2 separate regions of the Homo sapiens genome follow, and region 1 is linked to region 2. A link is an interaction called in ENCODE POLR2A ChIA-PET data of the cell type or tissue named here. Cell type or tissue: MCF 10A. All regions are shown on one strand. Links, peaks and the distances in the headings refer to the core of each region. The heading gives the core; the rest is flanking DNA.

Evidence for each region. Peaks named below come from ENCODE experiments on the same cell type or tissue, not always from the same donor. Only the 100,000 strongest peaks of a DNase experiment are listed, where the experiment ranks them.
Region 1: POLR2A ChIA-PET joins it to region 2 with 5 read pairs; 20 of 35 experiments call an interaction of 5 or more read pairs at or near these places.

What each region holds. Positions count from the first base shown.
Region 1 is chr9:125,365,164-125,374,555 of GRCh38, reverse strand. GAPVD1 (GTPase activating protein and VPS9 domains 1) reads right to left here. Exons shown (of 28, transcript NM_001282680.3): 28 at 7,349-9,392. Among named protein-coding and RNA genes, the nearest start is that of GAPVD1, 110 kb to the right of the region's middle. RefSeq lists an enhancer at 2,978-3,478. In MCF 10A, for the core only: no CTCF peak of the experiment used is centred there; no DNase peak of the experiment used is centred there.
Region 2 is chr9:125,226,533-125,235,924 of GRCh38, reverse strand. RABEPK (Rab9 effector protein with kelch motifs) reads right to left here. Exons shown (of 8, transcript NM_005833.4): 6 at 7,866-8,015; 7 at 3,180-3,329; 8 at 1,764-2,237. The coding sequence ends at 1,945. HSPA5 (heat shock protein family A (Hsp70) member 5) reads left to right here. Exons shown (of 8, transcript NM_005347.5): 8 at 1-1,072. Among named protein-coding and RNA genes, the nearest start is that of HSPA5, 10 kb to the left of the region's middle. In MCF 10A, for the core only: no CTCF peak of the experiment used is centred there; a DNase peak (open chromatin) is centred at 2,074.

The DNA.
Region 1 (9,392 bases), core at 4,519-7,018, 130 kb before region 2:
CAGGCATCCTCATCCCGGCCCTGTGCTTGGTGGGGTGGGAGCAGACACAGGAGAGGTGTGACCTGGTGTGGCACAGCCTCTGCCCCACCTAATTCTACCCACTGGAGATCAAGGGCTTTGGGGCACTCTGTCTTCCCAGAGGACGTGAAGAACTACCTGGCCCTGGACCACGACAGGGATAGTTCCTGTCCCAGCAGGGCCTGAATTTGGAAGGAAAAGATGGTGGAATCCCCGCCCTGAAGGGCTACTTTCTGCCTCTCATCCATCCCCATCTGCAAACATTAGGGACACCTGCCATTTGGAGGCATGCCCTCCCCTAGGAGCACAGGCTCCAGGGAGACACTGCTCTGGAGAGGGAGGGATGGGGGTGAGGCCTCACTGAGGAGGGAGGCAGGAGGGGGCACCTGGGGTTTTCCTCCAGAAGGGCCATCTGAGGCAGGAGGAAGGACTGTGGGGGAGGCAGTCAGATCTGGGCATCAGCAAAGGCTTAGAGGCCGGCAAAGGGCAGCACTTTGGGAAAGGTGATAGTTCTCAGTGGCTGGAGTGGGGCTGGCTGGAGGGGAAGGAGAAGGACCAGAGGCATGTGGCTGAAAAGGCAGGACAGAACCCAGGTAGAAAAGAGAAGATTTTAGGCAGAAGAGGAATCTGCTCAGACTTGATGAATTTTTTTGTTTGTTTGTTTTTGAGGTGGAGTTTTGCTCTTGTTGCCCGGGCTGGAGTGCAATGGCGTGATCTTGGCTCACTGCAACCTACGCCTCCCGGGTTCAAGTGATTCTCCTGCCTCAGCCTCTCGAGTAGCTGGGATTATAGGCATTCACCAACACGCCCAGCTAATTTTGTATTTTTAGTAGATACGGGGTTTCTCCATGTTGGTCAGGCTGGTCTCGAATTCCTGACCTCAGGTGATCCACCCACCTCGGCTTCCCAAATTTCTGGGATTACAGGTGTGAGCTACCGTGCCTGGCCAGACTTGATGAATTCTAAGGGCACCTAGGAGAAGGGGTGAGAGGGAGGCAGGGAGACTAGGAGTCAGTCGTGATTGTGGAGGTGGAAAAACTGGCTGTGGCAGCGGGGGACAGGTTTAAGAGACATTTCCCAGCCAGGCGCGGTGGCTCACACCTGTAATCCCAGCACTTTGGGAAGCCAAGGCGGGTAGATCACTTGAGGTCAGGAGTTCGAGACCAGCCTGGCCAACATGGTGAAACACTGTCTCTACCAAAAGCACAAAAATTAGCCAGGCATGGTGGCGTGTACCTGTAGTCCCAGCTTCTCAGGAGGCTGAGGCAGGAGAATCGCTTGAACCCAAGAGGCAGAGGTTGCAGTGAGCCGAGATTGTGCCACTGCACTCCAGCCTGGGCGACAAAGTGAGACCCTGCCACACACACACGCACAACACAAAAGAGACATTTGCCAAGGGCCCCTCAGGAGGTTTGGGCAATCCAGAGCCTGGGCCAGGGAAGAAGGCTGGGCAGCGGCAGGCATGAGTGACAAAGAGGCGTGTAGGGTGGGGCACATAGGGATGAAAGTATCTGGACCCAGAAAGGCATCATGTGTCAGGAATCACTCCACTGTGGTTACTGTTTATGACCACAGTGGAAAGGGACTTGAGCTCACAACCCAGCCTGTTAGTTGATAAACTGCCTCCTGGGTACAGTGTCCAATATTTGGGTGATGGGTAGGCTAGGAACCCAACCCCATCATTATGCATGTAATACCCATGTAACAAACAAGCACAGGTACCTCCTGAATCTAGAATAAAATAAAAAAATGGGTTCTCTTGGCTGTCCATGGTGGCATCACCCCTGCCATCAAGGGGCTGCACCCCACTGAGTACTTGCCGCCCTTGGCCAAATGCCTCAGTCAGACGCAGATACCAACCAGCAGGGACTGGCAAGAACTGTGACAGCTGCAGGGCTGGGTGCTGCTGCTCTTGCCTTTGCAGGTCGCTGTGCGTCGCAGTCCTGGAAACCTCTAGAACAAGGATCACAGAAGCAGTAGAGAACCTTTGAACTCCTAGCCTGTCATCCTATTACAAAGGAGGATTTGAACAGAAAATGAGTAGGAGAAAAGCTAGTGTTATTTTAGGTGTAAGTTCACCTGCTGGCAAGGCTAAGATTAGAGCAGCTCACAGGAGAATCGTGATTTTGAATCACCCAGATAAAGGTGGATCTCCCTACTTAGCAACCAAAATAAATGAAACAGAAGATTTGCGAGAAGCGACCACCGATCACCGATGGATGCTCAAGAACCCCGCTGAGGAAAAAAGGCAGGGCGCCTTTAAAAAATCCTGCAAATCAATCTACAACATGATCTTCTTAATTTTCATACATGCATAGACCACAATCTTTTCTTCTCCCATTAAGCTATTATAACAATAAAAGATTAATAATGTCCAGGCGCGGTAGCTCACACCGGTAATCTCAGCACTTTTGGAGGCTGAGGCAGGAGGATAGCTTAAGCCCAGGAGTTGAAGACCAGCTTAGGCAATATAGCGAGACCCCACCTATAAAAAATACAAAAAAATTAGCCAGGCGTGGCGGCATGCACCTGTAGTCCCAGCTACTCAGGAGGCTGGGGTGGGAGGATCACTTGAGCCTGGGAGGTCGAGGCTGCAGTGAGCCATGATCTTACCACTGCACTCCAGCCTGGGTGATAGAGCAAGACCCTGTCTAAAAAAAAAAAAAAAAAAGATAAATAGTAACAACCACCAAAAAGGGCTCTGAGTGTCTGCCCTGTGCACAGGTGGTCCTTGTGCTCCTGGCAAGTCCAGCGCAGGCCCTCCCTGGCAACTGCCCTGCTGACCGGTGTCAGAGGAGGCACCTTTCCAGGATTCCCTGGCCTGTCTCCTCACCCACAATATACCAGGTTAAAAAGAAGCTTGGGCCAGGCACAATGGCTCATGCCTGTAATCCTAGCACTTTGGGAGGCCAAGGCGGGCAGATCACCTGAGGTCAGGAGTTCGAGACCAGCCTGGCCAACATGGTGAAACCCCCATCTCTACTAAAAATACAAAAATTAGACGGGCATGGTGGCATGTGCCTGTAATCCCAGCTACTTGGGAGTCTGAGGCAGGAGAATTGCTTGAACCTGGGAAGTGGAGGTTGCAGTGAGCCAAAATCGCGCCATAGCACTCCAGCCTGGGCAACAGAGCGAAACTCCGTCTCAAAAAACAAAAAGCAGCTTGGGGCCTGAACTTGTGTTCAGTGGCAAGACTATCAAGTCCCCTCTTGAGTCAGCTCAGTGGGCAGCCTTCCTGATCAAGGGTTCCGGACACCCCCGTGCTCCTGGCAGCCTCCACTGTGTCCCTGCACTTTAACCACCCCCTCCATTAAAGGCCAGTACAGGAGAAATAGTTCAAGATTTTATGTAGATGGTAAAACTGCAGGGGATCCGTGAGGTAATAAAGCCCAAATCAGGAAACGCCTTCAAAGGAGTTGCCACTTGCCTTAGGTCTGGTTAGAGACAGAGCTCAGATTAGATCCATCTTCCAGTTCCTGAGCCTAGCAACATAACCAAACACCGCTGGGAACCTGTGGCTTTTCAGTAATGGCGGGAGTGGCCCAGGGAGGGAAAGGACTAGTTCAGGCTCATTGGTATGGCCCACTTAGCTGTGGAGGGGCTTGTGGCAGGGGCATCCCTGAGGACGCTGCGACAATCGGATGGCCCTGAGCACTTCCTGTCATCTGTCCCCTTCCATTGCACTCTTCTCCTCACAGCATGCTGCCCCAAAGCAGCAGCAGCAGATGCAGCCTCTGCTGTCACCGCCACAGCCACACGAAAAGGAAAATAGGGTCGCCAGTGATCAAAATGTAAAGGGACCTAGGGGAGGGAACCCAGGCATGGAAGTCCACACATCAAATGTGGGAGGAGAAGTAGAAGAGGAGAAATTCTTTTACTTTCAGCAGAGGCAGCACTGGGGAAACAAAAGTGAAGTCAGAGGTCAAGGGCTGTGGGAACCAATGCAGTTATTTTACATGGGACACCAGTTATGAATGGTCACAAAACAATCAAAATGAAACAACTGGCTGGGCGCGGTGGCTCACGCCTGTAATCCCAGCACTTTGGGAGGCCAAGGCAGGAGATGACTTGAGGTCAGGAGTTTGAGACCAGCTTGGCCAACATGGTGAAACCCCAGTCTCTACTAAAAATACAAAAATTAGCCAGGCATGGTAGCACATGCCTGTAATCCCAGCTACTCGGGAGGCTGAGGTGGGAGAATCACTTGAACCCAGGAGGCAGAGCGTGCAGTGAGCCGAAATCGCACCACTGCACTCCAGCCTGGGTGACAGAGTGAGACTCCATCTCAAACAAAAAACCCAAAAACAAAACAAACAAACAAACAAAAAAACATTTTAAAAGCTTAAACACAGAAAGATTAGACTCTAAGAATTTTTCATACATAAATTTGGGTATGTCATTGAACACCATGATTCTCTGGAAATGTTTAGCAATTTGAGGCTAAGGAAACAGCGTTACATAACAGGCAGTTATGAGTAAAGAAAATGCTTCATTCTAAGCATATAAAAAGAGCTATCCTTAAAGGAATCATTGGATTGGCTGTAGGCTAACAATTCTCATTCTTTTAAAGGGGCTTCCCCATTCATGCTTATTACCCTTGTGAGCTATGAAGCCAAGTGTTTAGGAGTTAACCACTTTCACAGTGGATCATACATTTTCATGAGTTTCAGTGAGATGGGGAGCTTGCTAGAAATGCAGATTCCTGGCATCTTCCCCAGAAATTGATTCAATGGGTATGGGGTGGGATCATGAGTCTGTGGTTTTATGAACCTCCCCAGGTGGGCGATGAGGGTAGGCGGGCCACTGGTTCATTCTTCATCAAGTGCAAGCTCTCCTGGTGCTTCTCAAACTCTCTTGGAGAGGCTGGGCATGGCAGTTCACACCTGTAATCCCAGTACTTTGGGAAGCTGAGACAGGAGGATCGCTTGAGCCTGGGAGTTCAAGACCAGAGAGGGCAACATAGCAAGCAAGACCCCATCTCTGAAAAACTTTTTTGAAATTAGCCAGGTGTTGTGGCATGCACCTGTGGTCCCAGCTACTCAGGAGGCTGAGGCAGGAAGATCACTTGAGCCCAGGAGTTTGAGACCACAGTGAGCTAGGATCATGCCACTGCACTCCAGCCTGGGTGACAGGGTGACACCCTGTCTCAAAAACAAAAACTCTCTGGAAAATAAAAGTCACTGGGAGGACTTGTTCAAAGATTCCTGGTTCCCTCCCCTATGGACTCTTATATACCAACAAGAATACCAGGTGATTCTCAACAGGGAAGTTTGGGAAACAGTTTATATAGTATAACTCCCTAGAGCACCAAATCCTGGGCCCCATCCCCAAAGATGATCTAGTTGGTCAGGGTGGGTCACAGCATATATTTCGACCAGCAATACGCTGAATTCCTAAACAGCTAACAGAAATAAGATTACCATGGTTTTCACATTCATTGTTTACAACAGGTCCAAGGACTTGGAACTGAGAGCTGTTTCCGCTTTAGCATAAAATGTGGACGGTGTTCTGGATCTCCACAATAGCCTATATGGTTCTTTGGTCATATATATTTTTTCTTTTTTTAGAGACAAGATCTCGCCCTGTAACCCAGACTGGAATGCAGTGGCCCAATCTGCAGCCTGGAACTCCTGGGCTCAAGCCATCCTCCCACCTCAGCCTCCCAAGTAGCTGGGACTACAGGGATGTGCCACCATGCCTGGCTTATTTAAATTTTTTTTTTTTTTTTTTTTGTACAGACCAGGTCTCATTGTTTCCCAGGCTGGCCTCAAATTCCTGAGCTCAAGTGATCCTCCCGCCTTCGTTTCCCAAAGTGCTGGGATTACAGGCATGAGCTAAAACACTTTCTCTGGGCATGGGTCTTTTTTTTTTTTTTTTTTTTTTTTAAATCTATGGGCTATATTTTACTACCCTAAGTGGATGGAAAGGATTCTTCTGGAATGAAATAAGTGAAGCAAAAGCTCTTCGCTGAATACTTCAATCCTTAGGTGGAGGACACATTTATGGCCAAGAGGAGCTTCAGCCCTGGTTTCTCTCTACAGGATCACCACCCATTTTGCAGCAGTATGGCAGGCAGGCTCGTGAAGCTAGTGTCAGTAGCTCAGCATCCTGTGAGGAAAAGCTACGGAGCCCTGTACTTGCGGAAAGGGTTGAGTGGGTACAAGCGTAACAGCAGTCCAAGCGACACAGGTAAATTCCAAGTTGGCAAGAAAAGCTGAATGCTATTTTTGGTTCTAGGCGTCATACCACTCGTTTTAATATTGAAGAGTGGGCCGGGTGCGGTGGCTTACACCTGTAATCTCAGCACTTTGGGAGGCCGAGGCAGGTGGATCACCTGAGGTCAGGGGTTCGAGACCAGCCTGACCAATATGGCGAAACCCCGTCTCTACTAAAAATACAAAATCAGCTGGGCGTGGTGGCGCATGCCTGTATTCCAGCTACTCAGGAGGCTGAGGCAGAACTGCTTGAACCTGGGAAGCGAAGGTTGCAGTGAGCCAAAATCGAGCCATTGCACTCCAGCCTGGGTAACAAGAGCAAAACTCTGCCTCAAAAAAAAAAAAAAAAATACTGAACAGAGCAAATGGAAATGGGCCGTAAGCAAGTTTTTAACTATTTCCTTCTAAATGAAGTGCAATCAATATAAGAAAAGCGCCTTCTCACCAGCAAGGGAAGCCTGAAGAATGAGTTAGTACTCCTTGTCAAAAGTAACTTCCCTTGGCTGGAAAGATTAATAAAGGCCTAAATGAATATTGTGATTAGATGGCAACACTTTTGCTTTCAAAATGAAAAATGATAAATAGCTACCAAATATAGGCATTAGGCAGAAACTGTTAAATCCATAGATGAAGGTCTGGGTGCAGTGGCTCACGCCTGTAATCCCAGCACTTTGGGAGGTTGAGGCGGGCAGATCGCTTGAGCTCAGGAGACTGGGCAACATGGCAAAACCCTGCCTCTACAAACAATACAAATATTAGTCAGGTGTGGTAGCGTATGCCTGTTGTCCCAGCTACTGGGAAGGCTGAGGCTGGAGGATCTTTGAGAACAGGAGGCAGAGTTTGCAGTGACCCTAGATCCTGCCTCTGCACTCCAGCCTGGGCGACAGAGCCAGGCCCTGTCTCAAAAAAAAAAAAAAAAAAACCCTTAGATGTTCACCATTGTGTTAGTTACTGCCAGGTCATTCTAGTTCCTTCTTGTGCCATACTTAGCAAACACCCTTATTGTTCAGATAAAAAAGATGTGTGTGAATTCACGGAGAACATCAGAACATTCGGAAGTCAAATACGTTTTCAGAAATGCTTCTGAATATAAAATAGATGACAGAAACATAAAACCCTGTGAATCAAACTGCTCTCCCCTTTTAATCAGTTTTATAGAATATTTTACAGTACTAATCACATTAGGAGACAGGAGGGGTTTCCTGTACATATACAAGATTGTGCAAGCTCATTAATTGAGACTTATAGAAAGGTTTTATCTGTTTCAAAAGAGGCAGTACAGCTTTTTAATCCAGGTGAAGCACAAGAAGAATCCAGTAGACAGGAGAGTATTAATTTGACAGAGGTGAATTCCCCTAGTGCATGGCCGCTACCCACACTGTCTGCCATTATCCAAGTGGAGACGTCATCTCTCTTGAATTGAACCCTTGCTGAGCTCAGGCCTGTGGGATGCGGCAGCTCCAGGGTCACTCCATAGCTCAACCACAACTTAACACGGAAGCAAACTATATTTTCATTTATCCAAGTGTTCTCAAGAGTAATAAAGCTATTCCTTGTCCTACTACTTTCTAACCTACATTCTAAAATATATTAAGTAATTTTTAACCTGGCAAAGTTCTCAAGCATTTTGGCATTTAAAGTAATCGCAAATACCTCATCACTGTTAATCCACTTACTAAAAATCCTTTGGGCTTCAAGATAGTTTCAGATTTACTTCCCTTAAAATTAAAGCAATTGCGTACAAAATAAACTCACTAGACTTAAATATTTAAAAAGAGAGACAACAGCCTTTTCTTTAAAGAAACAAAGCAGGAAGAGATGGGAGAGAAAAATCTAGGAAGCACCAATTGAGGAAGTGAACCCCACTACACTTCTATCACTTTTATGCAATCCAGTAATAATTCTGAGTGTATTCCTACTTTCCCTCTTCACACCCAATCACATAGGAGAAAAACAATTTTAAAACACCTAGTTGACCTTACTCGGTCCAAAGTGGAAATTTCCATGGCAAACAATAGGAAAAAGAGTGCCCGGGTTCAGCACACCAGTCAGCTACAGATTCTTACGGCAAGAACACAGCCCCCGTATTGGGGCTGAGATTGTTCTCTTGCTCACGCACCTCAGGGACACATTTGTAAAGCCCACTTTAAACAAAGGCTTCCAGGACATAGGAATAGAAAAACCATGCAGCACATTTGCAATCCCTTAGAAAACCTGAGCCTCCTACTACAGCGATTTAACTATCTGTATCAGAAGGCCTTCATAAGCAGGTTTTTATAAAGAAAAAGCAGAAGAAAGCAATTACTGTGGCTGAGATTTTACCTAAAATGGAGAAAGAAAGCAAAATGTTTGACACGTTTAAATATATATACATATAATTTTGTGGTTGGGCACGGTGGCTCACGCCTATAATCCCAGCACTTTGGGAAGCCGAGGTAGGCGGATCACTTGAGGCCAGGAGTTCGAGACCAGCCTGGCCAACATGGCGAAACCCTGTCTCTACAAAAAATACAAAAATTAGCTGGGTGTGGTGGCATACACTTGTAATCTGAGCAACCAGGGAGGCTGAGCCATGAGAATCACTAGAGACTGGGAGATGGTGGTTACAGTGAGCCGAGATCACAGCACTGCACTCCAGACTGGGTGACAGAGCAAGACTATGTCTCAAAAAAAATTAAAATATAATTTTGTAAGTAAAGACAATCTTCAACTTGTATTTCTATTACTTCTAAAAGCAGAATATTAATACAAAATGCAAACCTGATTTTTCTTTTCCTCAGAGAAGTTAATCCTACAAGATTTCAGGGGACCTGAGCCAACTCTCTCTCCATTTAACATCCACTTTATAAATTCTATGTAGTAACTAGTGGCTGCTGAATGTTTCCTGGGCTGATTTTGTACTTTTACACTAATCTTTCATGTAAAGAAAGTACTGGAAGGCAGTGGAGGAAGAAACATTTGGGGAACAACTATTCCTCTTTTCTATTAAAAAAAAAAAAAAAAATCAAATCACTCCCCATCTCACATACCTGTCAAGAAATCAAACAGTGATGGTTAATGCCAAAGTAGTCCTTGCTCCTGACAGATTTTCAGAGGAAACCTTAGCTGCCCCTGCAACAGCTGTGCTGTGCTCCTCCGCCAGCTATGGAGTCATGAGCA
Region 2 (9,392 bases), core at 595-3,094:
AGAGTGGGGTTTTCTTGAACATACTTGGTTTCCTATTTCCCCTTATCTTTCTAAAACTGCCTTTCTGGTGGCTTTTTTTAAAATTATTACTAATGATGCTTTTATAGCTGCTTGGATTCTCTGAGAAATGATGGGGAGTGAGTGATCACTGGTATTAACTTTATACACTTGGATTTCATTTGTAACTTTAGGATGTAAAGGTATATTGTGAACCCTAGCTGTGTCAGAATCTCCATCCCTGAAATTTCTCATTAGTGGTACTGGGGTGGGATCTTGGATGGTGACATTGAAACTACACTAAATCCCCTCACTATGAATGGGTTGTTAAAGGCAATGGTTTGTGTCAAAACTGGTTTAGGATTACTTAGATTGTGTTCCTGAAGAAAAGAGTCCAGGTAAATGGTATGATCAATAAAGGACAGGCTGGTGCTAACATAAAATCCAATATTGTAATCCTAGCACTTTGGGAGGCCAAGGCGGGTGGATCACAAGGTCAAGAGATAGAGACCATCTTTGCCAACATGGTGAAACTCCATCTCTACTGAAAATACAAAAATTAGCTGGGCGTGGTAGTGCAAGCTGAAGGCTGAGGCAGGAGAATCACTCGAACCCGGGAGGCAGAGGTTGCAGTGAGCCGAGATCACACCACTGTACTCCAGCCCGGCACTCCAGCCTGGCGACAAGAGTGAGACTCCACCTCAAAAAAAAAAAAAAGAATCCAATACTGCCCAAGGATAGGTATTTTATAGATGGGCAACTGGCTGAAAGGTTAATTCTCTAGGGCTAGTAGAACTGGATCCCAACACCAAACTCTTAATTAGACCTAGGCCTCAGCTGCACTGCCCGAAAAGCATTTGGGCAGACCCTGAGCAGAATACTGGTCTCAGGCCAAGCCCAATACAGCCATTAAAGATGACCTACAGTGCTGTGTACCCTGGGGCAATAGGGTTAAATGGTAGTTAGCAACTAGGGCTAGTCTTCCCTTACCTCAAAGGCTCTCACTACCGTGGACCACCTAGTCTGTAACTCTTTCTGAGGAGCTGTTACTGAATATTAAAAAGATAGACTTCAACTATGTGTCTGATGTCTATAGTTTGTTGTTTACCAATTATAATTCTGCAACTTCTTTTTTAACCCTAACCATATTGCAACTTTGTGATTAGCATTTAATACACAAATCACACCTACCTAGGTTTGTATTGTTGGCAAAACCTTTTATATATATATATATGTATACATATATATGTGTTTATGTATACATATATAAATACATGTATATATAAATATGTATACATATATATGTATACATATAAATATACTATATATGTATACATATATATGTGTGTATATATGTATATATATATATATTTTTTTTTTTTTTGAGACAGAGTTTCGTTCTTGTCACCCAGGCTGGAGTGCAATGGTGTGATCTCAGCTCACCGCAACCTCCGCCTCCCGGGTTCAAGCGATTCTCCTGTCTCAGCCTCCTGAGTATCTGGGATTACAGGCATGGGCCAGCACACCCGGCTAATTTTGTGTTTTTAGTAGAGACGGAGTTTCTTCATGGTAGTAAGGCTGGTTTTGAACTCCCGACCTCAGGTGATCCACCTCCTCAGCCTCCCAAAGTGTTGGGATTACAGGCGTGAGCCACCAAGCCTGGCCCAAAGCCTTTTATGTTAATGCAGTGGAGGTTTTTGCATTGGGCAAAACTTATCTATCTACCACAGTTTGCAAACCAGTCACTGAAAGTCATTCCCAAGAGCTCTGAGAGGCAATATAGCAAGGTTTAGTGCACATAAGAATTATTTGCATTAGTTTCTTCACCTACCAAAGTAGGAGAAAAACAGATATATAATGCAGAAGATATTTTGGAGGTATAAAACAGCTAATGTTTTACTTAACTATTCTGAAAGTAACTGACAGGTAATAAAAATGTGGGTTTTATTAGTCCACTACAGTCACAATACAATCGTCATAGATTTCCCCTTCTGTATTCATCCCACCAAACACCAAACAGAGCAGTGTAGCAGTCTGGCTTTCCTCATGTGAGTCACCACTGTGGCTCATTACTTTGTCAGCTGAATCCTCTTTCTCAGCTTCATGGTTCAGAGTGAGAGAGTTGGAATCTTCTTTCTCAGAAGCACACGTCACTGGCCATGGAATGATACACATGGAATGGTCCAATCGTCCAGGGGGTAGAAGAGTATCAAATTTAAGCAAGGTCCAATGCTGCTCTTCTATGTTGGGGAGGGAAAAGGCTTCATGTTAAGAAATTTCCAGATAGGCCGGGCACGGTGGCTCACGCCTGTAATCCCAGCACTTTGGGAGGCCGAAGCGGGTGGATCACGAGGTCAGGAGATGGAGACCATCCTGGCTAACACGGTGAAACCCCGTCTCTACCAAAAATACAAAAAAAAAATTAGCTGGGCATGGTGGCGGGCACCTGTAGTCCCAGCTACTCGGGAGGCTGAGGCAGGAGAATGGCGTGAACCCAGGAGGTGGAACTTGCAGTGAGCCAAGATCACGTCACCGCACTACAGCCTGGGCGACAGAGTGAGACTCCATCTCAGACAAAAAAAAAAAAAAAAAAAAAAACAATTTCCAGATAGTGAAAGCCAAAATCTGAATAAAATTTAAAAAGTAATGAAATTTCTAGAAATGCTCAGTGATTTACTGTAGCAGCCGAGTCCTAACAAACAGGAGTAAAAGGAAAAAAACCTTATGGCAGCATTGCTGCTTTCCTGATGTCATCCCCTACAGAGTTTTCATTCTTTTGGATTTAGATATAGAGGAACCAAATTGGAAGCACTGCATCACTTTTTTCTTTCTTTCTTTTTTTTTTTTTTTTGAGACAGAGTCTCGCTCTGTCACCAGGCTGGAGTGCAGTGGTGTGATCTCAGCTCACTGCAACCTCTCTGCCTCCTGGGTTCAAGCAATTCCCCTGCCTCAGCCTCCCGAGTAGCTGGGACTACAGGCGCCCGCCACCACGCCTGGCTAATTTTTTGTATTTTAGTAGAGATGGGGTTTCACCATGTTGGTCAGGATGGTCTCGATCTCCTGACCTCGTGATCTGCCTGCCTCGGCCTCCCAAAGTGCTGGGATTACAGGCGTGAGCCACCGCATCACGTTTCAAAGAATGTTTAGATTTGTTTAAAGATCCCCCATGGACACCTGCTCACCTGTGTGATACTGGTACATTGTGTCCAGTGCTCCTGCAGGAGTCATTCCACCAAAGATGTACACATGTTTTCCCATGGCCACAGCTGAGTGGGCAGCACAGCCTGCTGGAGCAGCCCCAGTGGGATTTAGCTTCTGCCATTTCATGTCACCTGCCAAGAGAAAGAAAGAGCTTTGGCGCAGCATGGGCTAAGATGTGCTTTCAAACTTATCTATCTACTGTAGTTTGCACACCAATCACTGAAAGTCATTCACCAAGAGCTCTGAGAGGTTTAGTGCACATAAGAATTATTTGGGGAACTCTGACATTATGATTGGGTAGTCCAGGGAGGAAGGCAGGGAGGGGCTCAGTGATTCCCAGAATCTCAGGCGATTCTGATGTAGGCAGTCTTTGGATCACACAGAAATGTGATACAACCTTTATAATAACAGTCACCTTCAACCATTCACTATTAACTGCCTCGAATTAGCTCAGTTTCTCTCTCTCTCTCTCTCTGTCTCTGTGTGTGTGTGTGTGTGTGTGTGTGTGTACTTTAAATACAGTTCCTGGGCCGGGCACGGTGGCTCACGCCTGTAATCCCAGCACTTTGGGAGGCCGAGGCGGGCGGATCACCTGAGGTCGGGAGTTCGAGACCAGCCTGACCAACATGGAGAAACCCCGTCTCTACTAAAAATACAAAATTAGCCAGGCATGGTGGTGCATGCCTGTAATCCCAGCTACTCAGGAGGCTGAGGCATGAGAATCGCTTGAACCTGGGAGGCGGAGGTTGCGCTGAGCTGAGATCACACCATTGCACTCCAGCCTGGGCAACAAGAGCGAAGCTCCGTCTCAAAAAAAAAAAAAAAAAAAAAATACAGTTCCTTAGCGATTTTGTAAGTGCTGGCTAAACAACAAATTTTGCTCACTTAATTTTCATAACAGCCCTATGAAATTTCTATTACTTCTGCCTATCCCCTTTCTTATTCTTTTTTTTTCCGCTCTGTTGCCCAGCCTGGAGTGCAGTGGCTTGATCTTGACTCCCAGGTTCAAGCAATTCTCTGCCTCAGCCTCCCGAGTAGCTGGGATTACAGGCACCTGCCACCGGGTCTGGCTAATTTTTTGTATTTTTAGTAGAGACGGTGTTTCACCATCTTGGCCAGGCTGGTCTTGAACTCCTGACCTCGTGATCCACCCACCTCGGCCTCCCAGAGTGCTGGGATTACAGGCGGGAGCCATGGCCTGGTGCCTGGCCTCCCCTTTCTTCTTACAAATGAGCAAACAAGAATAGAGAAGGAAAGAGACTTGTCCGAGACCCTATAGCTTGTAAGTGGCACAGCAAGACTGCACTTAGGTGTGGCTCCAAAGCCTGTGTCTCCAAAATCTCTACACGATAATGTGCTGCCTTAGCGCCTACTTCCCACCTATTTTTGCAGGGAAACTTGCATCTTTTCAAACAAGCATTTTTTTTTCTTTTGAGACAGAGTCTCACTCTGTTACCCAGGCTGGAGTGCAGTGGCGCGATCTCAGCTCACTGCAACCTCCACCTCCCGGATTCAAGCGATGCTCCTGCCTCAGCCTCCAGAGTAGCTGGCACGTGCCGCCACACCCGGCTAATTTTTGCATTTTTAGTAGAGACAGGGTTTCACCATGTTGGCCAGGCTAGTCTCAAACTCCTGACCTCAGGTGATCCGTCCACCTCGGCCTCCCAAAGTGCTGGGATTACAGGGGTGAGCCACTGCTCCCAGCCAAAACAAGCATTTAAATAAGGCAAGCTATCACTGGATTTTAGATTTAGAGAACTACTTGGGTAGGCAGGAAAAATAGTCAACAAGTAGTTCCTAACACCAGAAAAAGGCTCTTTTTAAAAATAAGCATTAAGACCCCATCTGACTGCCCGCAAGGAATGGTTTTGTGTAAATAGTTTCCATCTGTCGGCCGGGCGCAGTGGCTCACACCTGTAATCCCAGCACTTTGGGAGGCCGAGGTGGGCGGATCACAAGGTCAGGAGATTGAGACCATCCTGGCTAACACGGTGAAACCCTGTCTCTACTAAAAATACAAAAAATTAGCCGGGCGTGGTGGTGGACACCTGTAGTCCCAACTACTCAGGAGGCTGAGGCAGGAGAATGGCATGAACCCGGGAGGCAGAGCTTGCAGTGAGCCAAGATTGCACCACTGCACTCCAGCCTGGGCAACAGAGCGAGACTCCATCTCAAAAAAAAAAAAAAATAGTTTCCATCTGTCAATGCAAGGCAGGGGCCCAGCATCTCAGAGTAAGAAGGGAGAATCACCCGGTGTGGCCAAAATTCTAGCCAATGCAAGAATACAAAGCCAGTGTCCCCTGGCCTCAGCTGTCATGGAGCCAGATAATTCAGGGCTTGGGAAGTCAGCCCGATACACTACACAGGACTTCCCATGCCTTCTGCCCATTGTTCCAGTTCTTGTAGTCTGGAGCAATGCAGAACATGTTCATTTCTTCATCCCTCCACTCAATAACAGGTATGAGCCGGGAGCAGTGGTTCACGCCTATAATCCCAGCACTTTGAGAGGCCAAGGCGGGTGGATCCCTTGAGTCCTGGAGTTGGAGACCAGCCTGGGCAACATGGTGAAACCTCATCTCTACAGAAAATAAAAAAATTATCTGGGTGTTGTAGCACGTGCCTGTTGTCCCAGCTACCCGGGAGGCTGAGGCAGGAGAATCACTTGACCTGAGAGGCAGAGGCTGCCATGAGCTAAGATCGCATCAGTGCATTCCAGCCTGGGCAACCAAGTGAGACACTATCTCAAAAAAAAGAAAGTACCTGTCACCCACTATCTGCCAGACACTGTGCTAAGTGCTAGAAATGTACTGGAGAACAAAATAGACAAGTTCCCTACCATAATGGACCTCACAGCTTGAAGGAATTGCCCAGAATGAGTCCAGGGTCTCTCCACAGCATATCAGCCCTTCAGATACTTAAAGGATATTTCTCATGTTCTCTCTAACCTTCCTCTTCCCACTGTTTTCAACCATTTAACATGAAAAGCATGAAACTCTAGTCATCTACATCCACATTATCCAGATCCTTCATGGGTTAATGGCTAACACCAGAAAGAAATCCAGTAGGCCAACACAAAGCATAATGGGTTGTAATGAAAGGAGAGCACTGTTGGAAGGTTAAGAGACAATAAATGGCTGGGTCCATAGTAAGCACTCAGGAGATTATTTAGTGCTATGATTTTTTATTATTAGTATTCTGTCCAGAGGTAACAGAATCTGATGAAGATTCTGCCAGCTGGTCAAGTTACCTACACATAAGAGCAAGGCTATATTTTCTTTTTCTTTTTTCTTTTCTTTGAGACGGAGTCTCACTCTGTCGTCTAGGCTGGAGTGCAGGGGTGCAATCAGCTCACGGCAACCTCCACCTCCCAGGTTCCAGCGATTCTCCTGCCTCAGCCTCCCACGTAGCCAGGACTACAGGTGCCTGTCACCAAGCCTGGCTGATTTTTTTTTTCTTTTTTTCTTTTTTTTTTGGAGACGGAGTCTTGCTGTGTCGCCCAGGATGAAGTGCAGTGGCATGATCTTGGATCACTGCAACCTCTGCCTCCTGGGCTCAAGCAATTCTCCTGCCTCAGCCTCCCGAGTAGCTGGGATTACAGGCATGCACCACCACGCCTGGCTAATTTTTATATTTTTAGTAGAGATGGGGTTTCACCATGTTGGCCAGGCTGGTCTCGAACTCCTGACCTCAGATGATCCACCTGCCTTGGCCTCCCAAAGTGCTGGGATTACAGGCATGAGCCACTGTGCCCAGCTCTTTTTTCTGAGATGGAGTCTCACTCTGTCACCCAGGCTGGAGTGCAATGGTGTGGTCTCGGCTCACTGCAACCTCTGCCTCCCGGGTTCAAGCAATTCTCCTGCCTCAGCCTCCCAAGTAGCTAGGACTAGAGGCGAGTGCCACCACACTTGGCTAATTTTTTTTATTTTTAGTAGAGATGGGGTTTCACTATGTTGGCCAGGCTGGTCTCGACCTCCTTACCTCATGATCCCCCAGCCTCAGCCTCCCAAAGTGCTGGGATTACAGGTGTGAGTCACCAAGCCCGGCTTTTTTTTTTTTTTCTTTTTTTTGGAGATGGAGTCTTGCTCTGTGGCCCAGGCTGGAGTGCAGTGGCGTAATCTTAGCTCACCACAACCTCCACCTCCTGGGTTCAAGCGATTCTCCTGACTCAGGCACCAACGTAGCTGGGATTACAGGCACATGTGCCATGACAATAGGCTAATTTTTGTATTTTTAGTAGACACGGGGTTTCACCATGTTGGCCAGGCTGGTCTCAAACTCCTGATCTCAGGTGATATGCCTGCCTCAGCCTCCCAAGGTGCTAAGATTACAGGCATGAGCCATTGCACCTGGCCAAGCAAGGCCATATTCTTTCAAAGCACACTAAAAAATCACTTGAGCACAGAAGTTTGAGATCAGCCTGGGCAACATGGTGAGACCCCATCTCTACCAAAATAAAATTTTATATTAGCCAAGCATGGTGGCACACACCTGTAGCTCCAGCTACTGCGGAGGATGAGGTAGGAGGATTACTTGAGTCCTGGAGGCTGAGGCTACTGAGATCATGCCACCGCACTCCAGCCTGAGTGACAGACAGAGATCCTGTCTAAAAATAAATAAATAAATAAAAATAACAATTTTAAACAGACAAGCCCCCATGCCCTGCTTACTTATATCAATGCAGTGGAGGTCATCATAGAATCTGTCCCCCGCCAAGCCTCCGTGGATGAAGAGCTTTGTCCCTGCTGCCACCATCACATGACCATGCCGGGGAGATGGAGGATTTCCAAGTGTCTCTGGCTGTGACCAGGTCAGAGTGTCTAGAAAAGTAAATTCAATAACATCAAATGGCAAAACTATTAAAAAAGAACACGAGAAACAGGCCCAAGCCTCTGTAGCACCTCCTAGCAAGCGGAGCTGTCCCATGCAGGAAGCAACCCTGGGGTCATTCACTCCAACTCCCCCAGCCAATCCAGGCATCCCTCCTTTTACATCCTATAGGCTGCTGCGGTGGCTCACAGTTGTAATCCCAGCACTTTGGGAGGCCGAGACAGGTGGATCACCTGAGGTCAGGAGTTCGAGGCCAGCCTGGCCAACATGGTGAAACACTGTCTCTACTAAAAATACAAAAAAAAAAAAATTAGCCAGGTGTGGTGGCAGGTGCCTAGTAATCCCAGCTACTTGGGAGGCTGAGGCAGGAGAATTGCTTGAACCCGAGAGGTGGAGGTTGAAGTGAGCCGAGATTGCGCCATTGCATTCCAGCCTGGGCGACAGAGCAAGACTCTGTCTTAAAAAAAAGAAAAAAAAAAGTCCTACAGAGGCTCTGCGTGCATGCTTCTAGGGCTGGAGAGCCCACTACCAAACATGCCTGCCCCTTCTACTCAGCACCCGGAAGCCATTTCTCGCTATGAAATAAAAACGATCTCCTCTTTAGCTTCAAACTAAAACTGCCACAAAGTCAAAATGAATGAGTCTGTTTCTGTGACAGCCCTTCAGAGTCATCTTCTTGTTATTCATTTATTTAATGTATTATTATTATCATTATTATTATTATTATTTGAGACAAAGTTTCGGTCTTGTCGCCCAGGCTGGAGTGCAATGGCATGATCTCAGCTTACTGCAACCTCTGCCTCCCAGGTTCAAGCGATTCTCCTGCCTCAGCCTCCAGAGTAGCTGGGATTACAGGCATGCAACACCACATGCAGCTAATTTTTGTATTTTTAGTAGAGACAGGGTTTCTCCATGTTGGTCAGGCTGGTCTCGAACTCCTGACTTTAGGTGATCTGCCCACCTTGGCCTCCCAAAGTGCTGGGATTACAGGCGTGAGTCACCACGCCTGGCTTCTATTTATTATTATTATTTTTTGCAGACAGAGTCTCGCTCTGTCGCCCAGGCTGGAGTGCAGTGGCACAATCTCGGCTTACTGTAACCTCCGCCTCCCCGGTTCAAGCAATTCTCCTGCCTCAGCCTCCCGAGTAGCTGGGACTACAGCCACATGCCACCACCCCCAGCTAATTTTTCTATTTTTAATTGAGACGCGGTATCACCATGTTGGCCAGACTGGTCTTGATCTCTTGACCTCGTGATTCGCCCACCTTGGCCTCCCAAAGTGCTGGGATTACAGACGTGAGCCACCGTGCCCGGCCCCATCTAATATTTTGTATTTTCATAGAGACGGGGTTTCACCATGTTGCCCA